2 separate regions of the Homo sapiens genome follow, and region 1 is linked to region 2. Evidence: chromatin contacts called from ENCODE Hi-C or POLR2A ChIA-PET data. All regions are on one chromosome and are shown on one strand. Each heading gives the region's core, a stretch centred on a gene start or an enhancer-like site at or near the end of the contact. The rest is flanking DNA. Distances are from core to core; before and after follow the strand shown.

Region 1 (6,232 bases), core at 359-2,858, 55 kb before region 2:
ATCAATACCAAATCTTGAAAAGAATGTAGAGCAATTGGAACTCTCATACATTGCTGATAAATGTTAACAATGGTACAACTGTGTTGGAAAACTCTTTGAAAGTTTCTTATAAAATGTAATACATTGTGCCCCATACTATGACCCAGAATTTCCATTCCAAACAGTTTCCTTTGTAAGTAAAAGCTTATATCCACAAAAAGCATCACAAAAGAATATCCATGCATGGTTTATCCATAATAGCCTAAAACATGACATAACTCAAATGTCTATCCAGAGAAAGGGAAAAAAATATTGTGCTCTATTTATATAATGGAACATGATCTAGCAATAAAATGGAATAAACTCAGGTACATTTGACAACATGGATGAATCTCACAGACATGCTGTGTAAAAGAAACCGGGCAGAGAAATATATATACTTTATAATTCTGTGTATATTAAGTTTAAGAATAGGTCAAACTCATCTATGGTGATAAAAATCAGAACACCGGTTATCGTGTGAGGCAGGAGAACTGATGAGAAAAGGCGATGGGGGCAATTTATACCTTAAGTTTACCAAAAAAAAAGTTATCCAATCAAAGCCCTCACTGTCCTCTTAACCTGTCCTCTTCCCCGGCTGCAATTACCCACAGACTACCCTACCCTTCATATGCCAGCTTAAGATAGTCTTTAATCTCCCCAGGAATTTCTCATACTATTATGGCTGCTTCCTAAAATCAGAATTTCTCTCTGGCTTTTTAAGTTTCTCCAGTATTACTTTTGGGAGATCATGCTGCCATTAGAAAAACCACATTTACTAGATATTATTTTTCACAATGAACATAGAAAATAACTGCCTTTATAAGTCTCTTCAATTACTTATACGAGCTCATAGCAATTGAAGCAAAACTGTCACCACAGAATGTCGGCATTTCCAATTTCATATTATTAAAGATGAAGTTACTGGTGGATAAATTAAAACCACTGGTTTTATGGTAAATATTCACTATCAGTCATATACCCCAAGGCAGAGAAAGGCATTTTTCATAATCATTTTCAGAGTCCTAACTTTGTAAAATTACTACAAGAGTATAAAGAAAAAATACTAAGAAGACTATTTTGTTTTTCTAGAGAGAATGACAATAGTTACAAGTGTGAAAAGTTACATAAGGAGAGATTTTTCGACTGGTTTTACTACTTGAAATAAGTGAATGTTTTATTCTTCAGAAAGAAAACATGTATGAAGATGTAATTTAGAGAGAAAAATTAAGAGGGATCAAGAAATGGATGAAAAGACAATTCAAGCAAATCTTTCAAGATAGAATTAGATATATGTCATAAAGACAGAAGCAAATTCACATCGGCAGGGTGGCTGCTTGTTCCTCATAGCCTTGGGAGTATAGTTATGGTTCAGCAATTTTCTCCAGCAATTTCTTGACAGAAAATATTTAATCACAATCTTATCAGCAGTTGGAGGATGTGAGAATCCATGAGGCGGCACAAGATCATATCTGTTTCAAAATAGCCCATTGTTTCCTATTCTGTCTGAAATTCCCTTCAGTACAGTCACTGTTTTAAGCCAAAGCCTCCAGAAAGTCCCTTTTAGTACTTACATATTCACTGAGTGAGGCTACTTGTGAGCACATTTTCACTCATCATATATTCTGTTATTTAGAGTTTACTTAGAGCTCTGGCATGTGAAATATGTACTGGGCTCACATAGGTGGACATAGCTCCAGAATGACCTAAAGCCTGGGGAAAGTAAACTACTGTTTAAAGATTGTCATCACTGGAAAATCAATAGCCACCTAACAACAATGGGAGTGATTAGAAAATGACTATCAAAGAGAAAGTGAGGAACAAGGGAATGGAAAATAGAAGTTATCAGAAGGGCTGACTTCTATGCAACAGACTTAAAGGGTTAAAAGAGAAGTTTCCCAACTGTCATTCATTACGTCCTGTAAATAGCAAATACAGCTCTTCAATTCTTAAGCAAAGAAGCACTATAGACATGTCATTTACCACCCCTCTTGGGGCAGGGCAGAATTCATGTTTTTGCTCTGGTGTTCAGAGTTGCTTGTATCTACAAGAGTTCATATGCTGAAACTCTAAGATTTCTGTATCTACCAGTTAAGCAGGATCACGTCTGTCCCATACTCATGATTTTAACACACACATCCTACTTCAGGTGTGTAACAGACTCAACTCTACATCTGATTCCAAGGACAGTTTTCAGGTGGCAGCTTGAAGAGTTCTTTAAACATCATGGTGCAACTGAAGCATGCACTTCTAAATACCATCTAGTCAGCAAGATGCTGTGAAAAGAGTACTAGATTTGAAAACTGTTGCCCAACCCCATGGAATGCATCTTCTCTCTCTGCAATAAACAATAAACCCAACTTTTTCAGGTACAGATATGTTCTTGGTGGTCTTTGTATAGACAGAATTGGCAGACTCTAAGTAATAGTGGATTTGGTTACAATGGATTTCCAAAAACATTAAATTATATTTCTAGGGCGCTGTCTTAGATGTTAGGCACCGTTACAAATAATTTATGCATTAACTTTTAGACCTGGTCATAAAGCTTATGAGATAGGTACTATATTATGAAGACACCCATATTAAACAAGGTTTTGTGATTTATTCGAAACACAGAATCCAAGTTTCCCAACTCTAGAATTTTTTCCCTCACCCACACAATATAATCAGAATTTACTCAGGTTTAGTCAGTTCTTCTTTGCTGCATTTGACAGTCAGAAAGAAAGCAGTAGAGGAGGACTGTGTGCCAAAAATAATGAGTGTATTATTTTGTTTTGTTTTGGTTTCATTTCATTGACAGCATAGAAATATACATTTATTTCTTTTCTTTGACAGCATAAAAATATACATTTATTTCATTTCATTGACAGCATAAAAATATACATTTGAGGATAATATGCTCAATATTGCATAGTGAAATCAATGCTATATTGAGCTTATTTCTACTCTTCTCTCAGAAATATTCAGATCTATTTAACTAGGTTGTTTTGATGCACATTTTGATGAAAATATTATTTTTTAGAATAGAACCTAATATCAAGAAAAAAATGTTTGGATATCTAAATGTATGGACTGATATATTTAAATCATGACAACTCTTGGTTAAACAGTGCTTGGCTAACCAAACAGAAATTTTTAAAAGATGAAAAAGTAAAAGGAAATTTTCCAATGGGCCTTCTCAGTACTTGAATCATACTTATCTTGAAAAGAACAGATATTTTCACTAAATGAGGTTTATTCTCATTTTATTCATGCCATTGACTCTTTTGTAATAAACTATTTATTTTGGAATATTAGATTTACAGACAAGTTACAACGATAGTACAGAGAGTTCCTATATGACCTTCACCCAATTTTAGTTACTACTATCTTATCACATTGCATTTGTGAAAACTAAGAAACCAACCTTAGCCAAGTAACTAAACTCTAGACTGAGCAACAGTGATATATGAGGGGCTCAGCATCAATCTCTGCTATTGACAGATTTTTCAGGTTTGTTTCTTTAGGCTTCAAAACAACTCACCAAGCCATTTCGCATTTGAAGTGTGTTTACCTAAGGCTGCCTTTCTTCCGTATCAACTGGAAGACCAACCTTTGCCCACAGAGAAGATTTCCGTTCACCACTGACCTTTCAGCCTTACTTTGGGAGTGTGATATGGTAGCAGTTTATTTCTGGCTAGCTAGCTCTAATATCTCATACAGATTCATTTGTAAATAAGAACCAAGACTCCTCCTCAGTTATTTGGTCATGAGGAATCTCAGCAAGCCCCAGGTATGAACTGAACCACAAAGGTGGTAACATGGGAGTCTAAGTCACTTGTTCATGTAATTTACTTACTCCTCCTAAAACAACTCAAGCTAGTTCCAAATACTCACGTCCTTCATCTAATGGATTGTTCAACTATCACCTGTCCTTATGAATTAGTGGATCTAATAATATCCAGCTCATGCCACAAAATTTTGATTGCATAGGCTCTGCCCCATGTCCCATTGTCAGTTGTCAGGTTCTATCAATGACCAGTAGCACATTAAGAGATGTTTTCTAAATGGAAAGTTACTTTGTACCATGGAGGGTATGGCTCTGCTTGAGAACTCTAGAGGTCTGTGCTGTCACTCACATTTACAGGTATAACACTTATCTTCAGCACAATCCAATCTTTCTTTCTTTTTTTTTTTTTTTTTTTTTTGAGACTGAGTCTTGCTCTGTCGCCCAGGCTGGAGTGTAATGGCACAATCTGGGCTCACGGCAACCTCTACCTCTTGAGTTCAAGCAATTCTCCTGCCTCAGCCTCCCGATAGGTGGGATTACAGGCACACCACCATGCCCAGCAATTTTTTTTTGTATTTTTAGTAGAAACCGGGTTTCACCATGTTGGCCAGGCTGGTCTCAAACTCCTGACCTCAAGTGATCCATCTGCCTCAGCCTCCCAAAGTGCTGTGATTATAGGCTGAGCCATCAGGCCCAGCCCAATTCAATCTCTTAGATCATAATCTATTCTCTGAGCATCTTGAACCATAGCTTGAACTTGCTATAGTACTCTCTCTTGCTCTAGGCCTCATGTAAAACTTGAATGCATCTATTAATCCAAAAAAAGTATCACAGAAGTAATTTTTTAGCAAAGAGACTTTGTATTAGCATTGTTACAGGCAAGGTATCATATGTGAACTGATCCTTAGAATGTACAACCTCAACCAAGCTGTAAGTAGATAGATCAATAGAGTGAAATCTATTATTGTATTATATAGAAATAGGATCACCCTAAACTTCAAACAGAACACTGAAAAATCACTTTACAAAAGAAATAAAAATACCACCCATTTTTATATTTTATAAAGTACCAGCTCTTAAATGGTAGAGCATCAAAAATATCAAAGGATATGCCCAATTAGCTTTGTAATGCTAAAATGCTTAACTGTTCATTCCATGTGGGCCAGGCCTGACCTGGTTTTCAAAGCTTAATTTAAACATTTCATATTTTCATTTTCTTGGGTCAGACTGTTTCTCTATTATCTTAAATTTCTTAAATATGTCAGCATAACATTTAACTAATCTTCATCACTTACAAGTATTAAGACCAAAGATTTCCCTTCCTAAGGTTTAAACCTGAGTAAAGAATAAAGAAACCAAACACAAAAATCTCGAAAAGTCCAATTACAGTGGAGCCAGTGCCAATTTAGAAAAGCACTCTTACTTATCCTCCCTTAGAGTTCCATGTTGGTAAATATTAACGTTTAACCAGCTAGCAAAATATTTAACCCAGTTAGCAAAAGTAACACAGGTCATTCCGATAGCTACTCTTTTGTGCACTACAAATGTTGCAAGATGAATTTCATTCATGTTAGATAAAATTTGAAAAACAGTTTAAGAGAAAGCATGCTTCCCTATCAACACCAATTTAACCTCAGAGAAGTGAATGTGGAACTCTTGCCACTGCTTTTGATCTGTGAGGATGGCCCACAGTGGGGGTGTTAAATCATCTGAGGGCCAGCATGACTCTTCTTCCTGACCATGAGGTAAACCATCTGGACGACAGGTCCAGTCTTGCCAGGGCCTGCAAACTGCGATGTAGACCAGCGTATTATTTTTATCCAGCTGATATTCTTCCACATATCCAAAATTTTCACCTTCACACTTGAAAGCCTGGACCCACAAAATATGATGACTGAAAATGCCTTTGTCAGTTGAATATCTTCCTCACTCTATAAGAATTTCCAGTAGCGGCTTAAAGTGCTGCCAGTGAGTCACAGCTTTAAATTGGGGTCTCTGGCATTGGGAAGAGTTGAATTCAGCAGAATTCCTTGTATGAAAAACGAGGTAGACCTTGCATTCATTCCAAAATGGAAGACTAGAAGAGTGACACAGTTCCAGAATCACCACCTGAGTTACAACTCTCATTGATAGTGGCTGATATTGAATCTCTTGTTACAGTCAACTTGCCACTCACTCAGGTAGTGCTCAGCTCTAACCCCAGGCTGGTCGGCAGATATGCCCCACTGAAGCTGCTCACATTGTATTCCTATAGAAAGGCTCTCTGGCACTGGCCATAGTGAAGGATTTGGGGGATTTAAACTGAGGTGCTTGTTTCACCATGCTTACTGCATGTCTCTCTCTTGCTGGAGTTATTATTTGAAAGTTATGCTTAGGCCCGCACAGTGGCTCACGCCTGTAATCCCAGCACTTCCAGAGGCTAGGAGTTCTAGCCCAGCCTGAGCA
Region 2 (6,645 bases), core at 2,048-4,547:
TATCTGTTTCTCAACATGTGAGCTCTGAATATGGCTATTCATGATGTAGTAGATTCCAACTTCCTTCCCCCAGAGAAAGGGCAGAGAGAGAGAGAGAAAGAAAGAAGAGAATTCAGAGTGTTTCCACAACCTAATCTCATCATTATGCCATACATATCTACTGTGGAAGTTGACCATGTAAATCCATTAGTTAGAAGCAATTCACTATGCCCAGCACACTCTCAAGAAGAGATTACACAAGTCATGAATTCCAAGAGGCAAGATCATAGGAGCCATTTTTTGGAGGCTGCCTGCCACAATGGGCATCAAAGTAATGAAGCTCTCCTCCAAATGATTGGTCCTCTCACAGAGAGACTCAGGGTAGACTTATTCTTCAGCAGGTAGAAAACACAGCAGCAGCAGTTGCCATAAAATTTTGATTTCAAAAATGTAGCATTGCTCAGTCAATGCAAAATCACCATCTCTGATAACATGACCATTTTGTGTAAGGGCCCATTGAGAAACACCTGGATGACCAGGCAGAGAAGTTGATTCCCATGCACTAGTAAGTCATTTTGTCCACCTAGTAAGTGGCATCTTTATTTCTTCTTTTTTTAAGCGTCAATATCCTCAGATAGGCATCTTGTGTGGGTTGCAAATATTTTTATACTCTATTCCCCTTTCATCTTTCTCTTAGATGTCTTTGTCACTAGCTTTTAGATCTTATTCTTTCCAAGTCTTTGTCCAGCCAGCCAAACAATTAACTCCTGCCCACACATCAATGTAAACACATGCCTCAGGCTATTTCTCTTTCCACATAAAGTGGGCTGATACACTACCCAAACTTCTGCCCGTGGCATTCTCTTCATCAATGTCTTATAGCACCAATCTGAATGAGGCCATAATTCCACAGCCTCTCAGTTTTAACTGGCACCAGTTTACCATGAAATGTCTTTAGTCGACCATTATCAGGTTATAGGAACCCCCTCAAAGCTGAAACAGGGTGATTAATTACCATGAATATCTGAGCCACCTGCTCTTAAAGTTTACTTGAGCCTTCCAGACCTGTTAGGAGCCCATCTCATGTTCACCATTTCCAGTTTATAATGGAAGGTGCATGTTTTGAGAAACAATATAAACATCAATTCATGAAAGGAAGTGTGGGTGGGGGTGGTGTGCCCTCAGATCTCCCCCAGATGCTGATGTGAGGTATGCCGTCAACTGACAGCCCTTCTTGCCACACCTTAGGATCTGCTTCAGCATCAACATCAAGGCCCTGCTGACTCTGGGCTGCTCCTAGTGGATGCCTGGGCACAGCAGGAATACTAGAGTTGAGTCATTTCTGCTCAGTGCTGGACACTAATAGTGAATTTTTGCCCTGGACCTCCCAACAGCCTGGGAAAAAAACTTTCTCAGAATTGCACTGCAATCTGGAACTATTCTATTCAATGCTCCTGCCTCCCCTCTCTCTTTTCACTTATCACATCTTTATTGTGATCTGAATGAATGCTCTTCCCAGTTACTCCGACTCACAGCTTCCCCCATTCCCTATCCCTTACAAGTATTTCTCCCAGCAAGTCTGCATTTTAAACCTTGTCTTGGCATCTGTGACCTGAATTGTCATAAAGTGGCATAGTTTCTTGGTATCCCATGGTCAGCTGCTGAAGCTCCACCAATGCTCAGTAGCAAGTCAAGATGTTTTTATTATCCTTCTATTGGGAGGATTGGGGTATGACAGGTGTTCTATACTGCATCTCTTCCATAGTCAGTGCCAATAGCATTAAGTGTGTGATGTCCTCTGGCCCAATTATCAGGACAGCTATATTCTTCGGACTATGGAACCCTTTCCCACTCAACCTACTGGGTTATCTTGTAGATATGGCCTGCTGGGTGTGAATGTACCATGGTGATTTGTCTCTTGCCTTGAAAAGATACCTGATGTGTCTAAAACCAGTAAATTCCTAGAAACTTTACCAAAGAGGCAAATCCCTGACACTTTGCAGGATTAATCTCGTAGACCCTGGCATGTGTCTTTCTAAACTATCTACCACGCTTGCTATTTCCTACTTACGGGTCCAATTAGCTTAATGAATTTTTTTTAAGTTTACTGTTCAGTGGTATTTCAAAATAATCTAGATATTTCTGGACTTTATTATGACTGGACCAGAAGGACTGACCCAGCTCTGAGGCTGTTCAGTTAAGGTATACTCCTCTCTCTTTTAGAAGCAAATTGCTTTCTACTGAAAACAATGGAGGAAGAGCATCTGCTAGATCAAGAGCAAAATAACAGGTGCCGGAGGCTGTGCTGATTTGTAAGAATAGAGACAACACATCCAGAAATCCAGCTAAAATTGATAACACCATCTGATTAAGTTACAATAATTTCCTGTCCTTCTTCCTGATCCATCTGGCTTTTGCCATAACCAAAGAAGCAGTTTAAATTGGGATTTGGTAGGAAGTGCAACCCTGCATCTGTGAAGCCTTTGAAAATGACACTAATTTCATCATTTCCCTCAGAGACATGGTATTGCTTTGGGCTTATTGCCTTGATGGAGCATGAACACTCGTTCCAGAACTTCTTCTTTTCCTTCATAATAGCTTATATTCCAGAGGTCAGAGAATCCATGTGCCATTCTCAGTTACTATCTTTAAACTAGACAGTGAAGAGTAATCATGGCAATGCATAATGGCAATAAATATCTTTTCCTGTTTCATGTGTTCTCTTCTTGGGGCAGGCCTTATACTGTCTATTATTCATGCACTGGGATATAATTCTAGCTATGAACCTGGTGGCAATGACAAGTAGTAGAAGAGGAGTCAATATACCAGGCACCCCATATAAAGAATCTGACCCAGGTACATTTACTGAGTCCACTTTATGTAGAGGAAGCTGGTTCCCCAGACAGGGTACGGAGGATCTGCCTCTCATCGAGGGAGATTCAGAGGGTTTGGAGGATGAGTCCTCAGTTACTGTCTATCTGTCTTCTTAGCAGATATTAGCATCCCACTTCTCTCCGCAAGTGTGGGGTTTGACGATTTAATTGGCTCTTCCACCCTTATACTCAGGTTCTTGGTTTGATCCGTAGGCATGTATGTCTTGCAGATATCAGAGATGAGGGACTTCTTCAAAGTCAACAACATGAGTTTCCGATTATCCTCTTGCTTTCTCTATTAGACACAAACAGCTTTTATTTCCTCTGTTTCCTGTCTGCTGTCTGGCTCCATTAGAAGTCAGATTACTATCTTTCCCATTGTATAGTCACCATAGTGACTAAGTGTCACTGCCATTAGCTGTCTTGATATCTGACCCTCCAGCTGCACCTGCACATTGCCCTGTGCCAGCACAGATGAGAATCTGGGAAATGGAGATGCCACCAGATGCATTGTATTATGCTGGCCCTGTCTCCTTCCAGTAGGGAGGCTATCTGCTAGCTCTTCAAACATGTGAGGCACCCACTCCCAGAATCCCACTTTGAGGGTAAGTTTCCTGGCTTGTTCTTCCCCCAATTACTATATCAGTCAGAATCCCAACAGGAAAGTAGGACAATTCCATGCTGTAATTTGAGAGGCTGTTAATAGAGGGATATATACATGGTTTTAAGGAAACAACAGTGGGTAATGACGCCAAAGTACACTACATCACTGGGCTCCCTCAGTGAGGAGGATGTAGTGACCAGGCCCTATCCCTTCAGACTACCTTGGCCCAAGTTCCTCCTGTATAAAACAGGAATAATAATGCCCAACATCACATGATTAATGTGATGATAAAATTAGATGATATTTGTCAAGTGCCTGGCACATAAGTAATAAATAATAGTGCTATTAATAGAATTCTGTTCTCCTAAAATTCATATGTGGAACCACTAGCCCCTAATATGATGGAGTTTAAAGATGGGGTCTTTGGGAGCTAATTAGGGTTAGATGAGGTCATGAGGATGGGGCCCTCATTTGGGGGTTAGTGTCCTTATAAGAAGAGACACCAGAGACCTTCTCCCTCTCTCTCTCTCTCTCTCTCTCACTCTCTCTCTCTCTTTCTCTCACCCCCTCTCTGTCTCTCTCTCTTTTGCTCCCTCTCTTTCTCTCTCTATCTCTCTCTCACTCACTCCCTCTCTGCCATATGAGGACACAGCCAGAAGGTGACCATCAGCAAACCAGAAAGAGAGCCCTCATCAGGAACTTAATTGGCCAACACCATAGCATGATCTTGGACTTTCCAGCCTCCAGAACTGTGAGAAATAAATTCTTGTTCAAACCATTTGGTCTATACTATTTTGTTATTGCAACCTAAGCTAACTAATACAAGTACTTTTTAAAGACCTCTAGCAATTTTAATGGTTTTGTACTGTGGACTTAACACTACCCTAAGGTAACTCATTTAATCTTTGCTACAATCCTATGAGATAGAAAGTGTTTTTATCCCCATTTTTCAGAAGAAAAAACTGAGGCTCCAAGTAATACCTTAAGCCTCAATACCGTAAGCCCCAATACCTTAAGGTATTGGGGGAATACCTTAAGAAATTTAACCAAGGTAACACAGTTAGTAATTGTTTTGAGCTAGGATCTGAATCTAGGCTATTTGGCTCCAGATTTTTTGAGCCAAGATGCTATGTTATGGAGAGGAACCTCCCTTGCTAATTTTATTGAAAGCCTATCCTCTTCTACGTTTATTATCTTTGTGAGCAATGGAGCACATGTAATAAATTGCTCTATGTGAACCAGAGGATAAGTGTATACTCACAGCATAAAACAAGTATAAAAGGATTAAATCTGTAATGCATATATTCTGGTATATTATATATCCTTAAACTTTGTCAGGCTTTTTGACTATAAAATCAACAAAGTACAATCTATCCTTTCTGAACTCTTCCACCTATATTTTTTTCCTCACTTCTTTAATATAGGCAGAAGAGTGCAAGAGCTAGACTACCTCTGCACTCAAATCTCAGCTCTGTTACTTTCTGAGTATTCAACATTTTGCAAGTAACAACCTTGCTAAATCTCATTTTTTTCTTACATAAGTTGGATAATAGTCATCATTAACTATTCAAGTTGCTTTGATAATTGAATAAAATAATCAATGTAAAATTCTTGGATCAGTGATAGTACATGGAAAATATTGAATGTGTTAATTGCTAAATTTAGCTTCAAGTACTCTATCAACTCATGATGTTCTTGTTTATGTCCATGTATTGCCATATGTTTAGGAGTTAACATGAGGAAATTATGTCTTTTATCATAGTTACAAACTATTAGACTGGGAGACAGGAGAACCAAGCTCTAAGTTTCATGTATAATTTTTGGATTCAGATTCTTCAACTGACAAAACAGCTACTGGCACAGAGCTATATTAAAATTTAAATTTTGCTTTAAAAATTCTGTATTATCTAAATGTAAATGGTAATTTTATTATCATTATTCCATGGCCAACATAAAAATAAGTTATCCACAATGAGGCATTTGATTTTATATGAATTCAAAGCCAAAAAGAATTTAAGATCTATACACATTGACATTTTTATACTGAAGTGTGTCCCTTCCAGAAATCTGCCTAAAATGTCAATATTTTTGAGTCCTAAATTCATCTTATTTTTGAAATTGACCACACTTAAGTTCACGTTTGATATAATTTAATTATAAATTGGTGTTGATGATTTAATTAAGTTTTCATGTAGTTGTGTGTTTAAGATATATTAAAAATTCTAGAACAACTGAATTATATAGATACAATAATCAGAAAATATTCTGAGTACACAAAAATTTATATTTGTTTATGTGACATATGTTTAATACTTTCTCTTTGAATATTTTTGGAGAATTAAAATGACAACAACCCAAGGACTGTGATTCTGGTCCCAAATCTCACATCCCCAAGCTATACAACCTTGAGAAGATTAATCTCTAGATCACATATCTCCTATTTCCCAATGAGGTGGTTGGAACAGACATACTCAAAAGTTGTTTTTATCTCCAAAACTAACTTTGATAAGAAGATATGGCTATTGATTAAGAATGAAGGCATGGATGCAAATCTCACCTCTACCTCTTAGTTGGTATCTACCTTGAAGAAGTCACTTGTTTCCCTGGGTGAAATATTTCTATGTCTTTTCATGGGACACTAATCCTCCATCTTAAATATTGGTGGTATTTCATATGAAATCTATATTTAAAAATATGAAAACCATAACAAGCTATAAAATTATGTACATTATTATTAGATTTACTTATTTTAGTAACATTTATGCAATTTTTGTTTTTGAAATTTGAAATTTATGCACTTCTGTTTTTGTTTTTTGTTTTTTTTGTGCTGTGTTTTATTTCAAACAGCATTTATTGGGATCTTTACTATATGCCAGACACTGTGTTAAGTATTACAGACATTGTGGTGAACAAAAACAGGTGCATTCTCTGCTCATCTGAAAATACTAACTTCTACCTCACCCGCTATGAAAGGCACCAGTTGTCAAACATTCTTTTAATGTGTTTTACATAATTATAACACAGAAAACAGAGGGAAAATCAACAGAATAGAATCCCTAAGAAATGATATAGTGAATTCTAAAATAACTGGGTTTTGCCGTCTCACGCATCCCTTTACTATCAATTTCAGCATAAATTATTTTATAGACACAGAGAAAACAAATATAAAAGGTATTTACAGAAATAAGT

The links. Hi-C counts contacts between places; a loop is a spot of excess contacts on that map. ChIA-PET counts read pairs that join two places held with the same protein, here RNA polymerase II (POLR2A). Pooled maps may share reads with other maps.
Region 1: a loop to region 2 is called in a map of endothelial cell of umbilical vein, with 8 times the contacts of the local background. The contact joins two enhancer-like sites. A Hi-C loop is called at or near these places in 3 of 168 maps with a recorded cell type or tissue (endothelial cell of umbilical vein, pancreas and posterior cingulate gyrus) and 2 of 50 pooled maps. POLR2A ChIA-PET finds 5 or more read pairs at or near these places in 1 of 52 experiments (activated CD4-positive, alpha-beta T cell).

The regions. Positions count from the first base shown.
Region 1 is chr18:71,032,312-71,038,543 of GRCh38, reverse strand. It overlaps the pseudogene LOC100421257. Among named protein-coding and RNA genes, the nearest start is that of GTSCR1, 380 kb to the right of the region's middle. Within about 2 kb of position 1,608, at least 2 of the 41 ENCODE cell types and tissues checked have a DNase peak (open chromatin) inside an H3K27ac peak, as active enhancers do; they include endothelial cell of umbilical vein, where a contact is called at or near this core.
Region 2 is chr18:70,978,208-70,984,852 of GRCh38, reverse strand. No RefSeq gene overlaps it. Among named protein-coding and RNA genes, the nearest start is that of GTSCR1, 330 kb to the right of the region's middle. Within about 2 kb of position 3,297, at least 2 of the 41 ENCODE cell types and tissues checked have a DNase peak (open chromatin) inside an H3K27ac peak, as active enhancers do; they include endothelial cell of umbilical vein, where a contact is called at or near this core.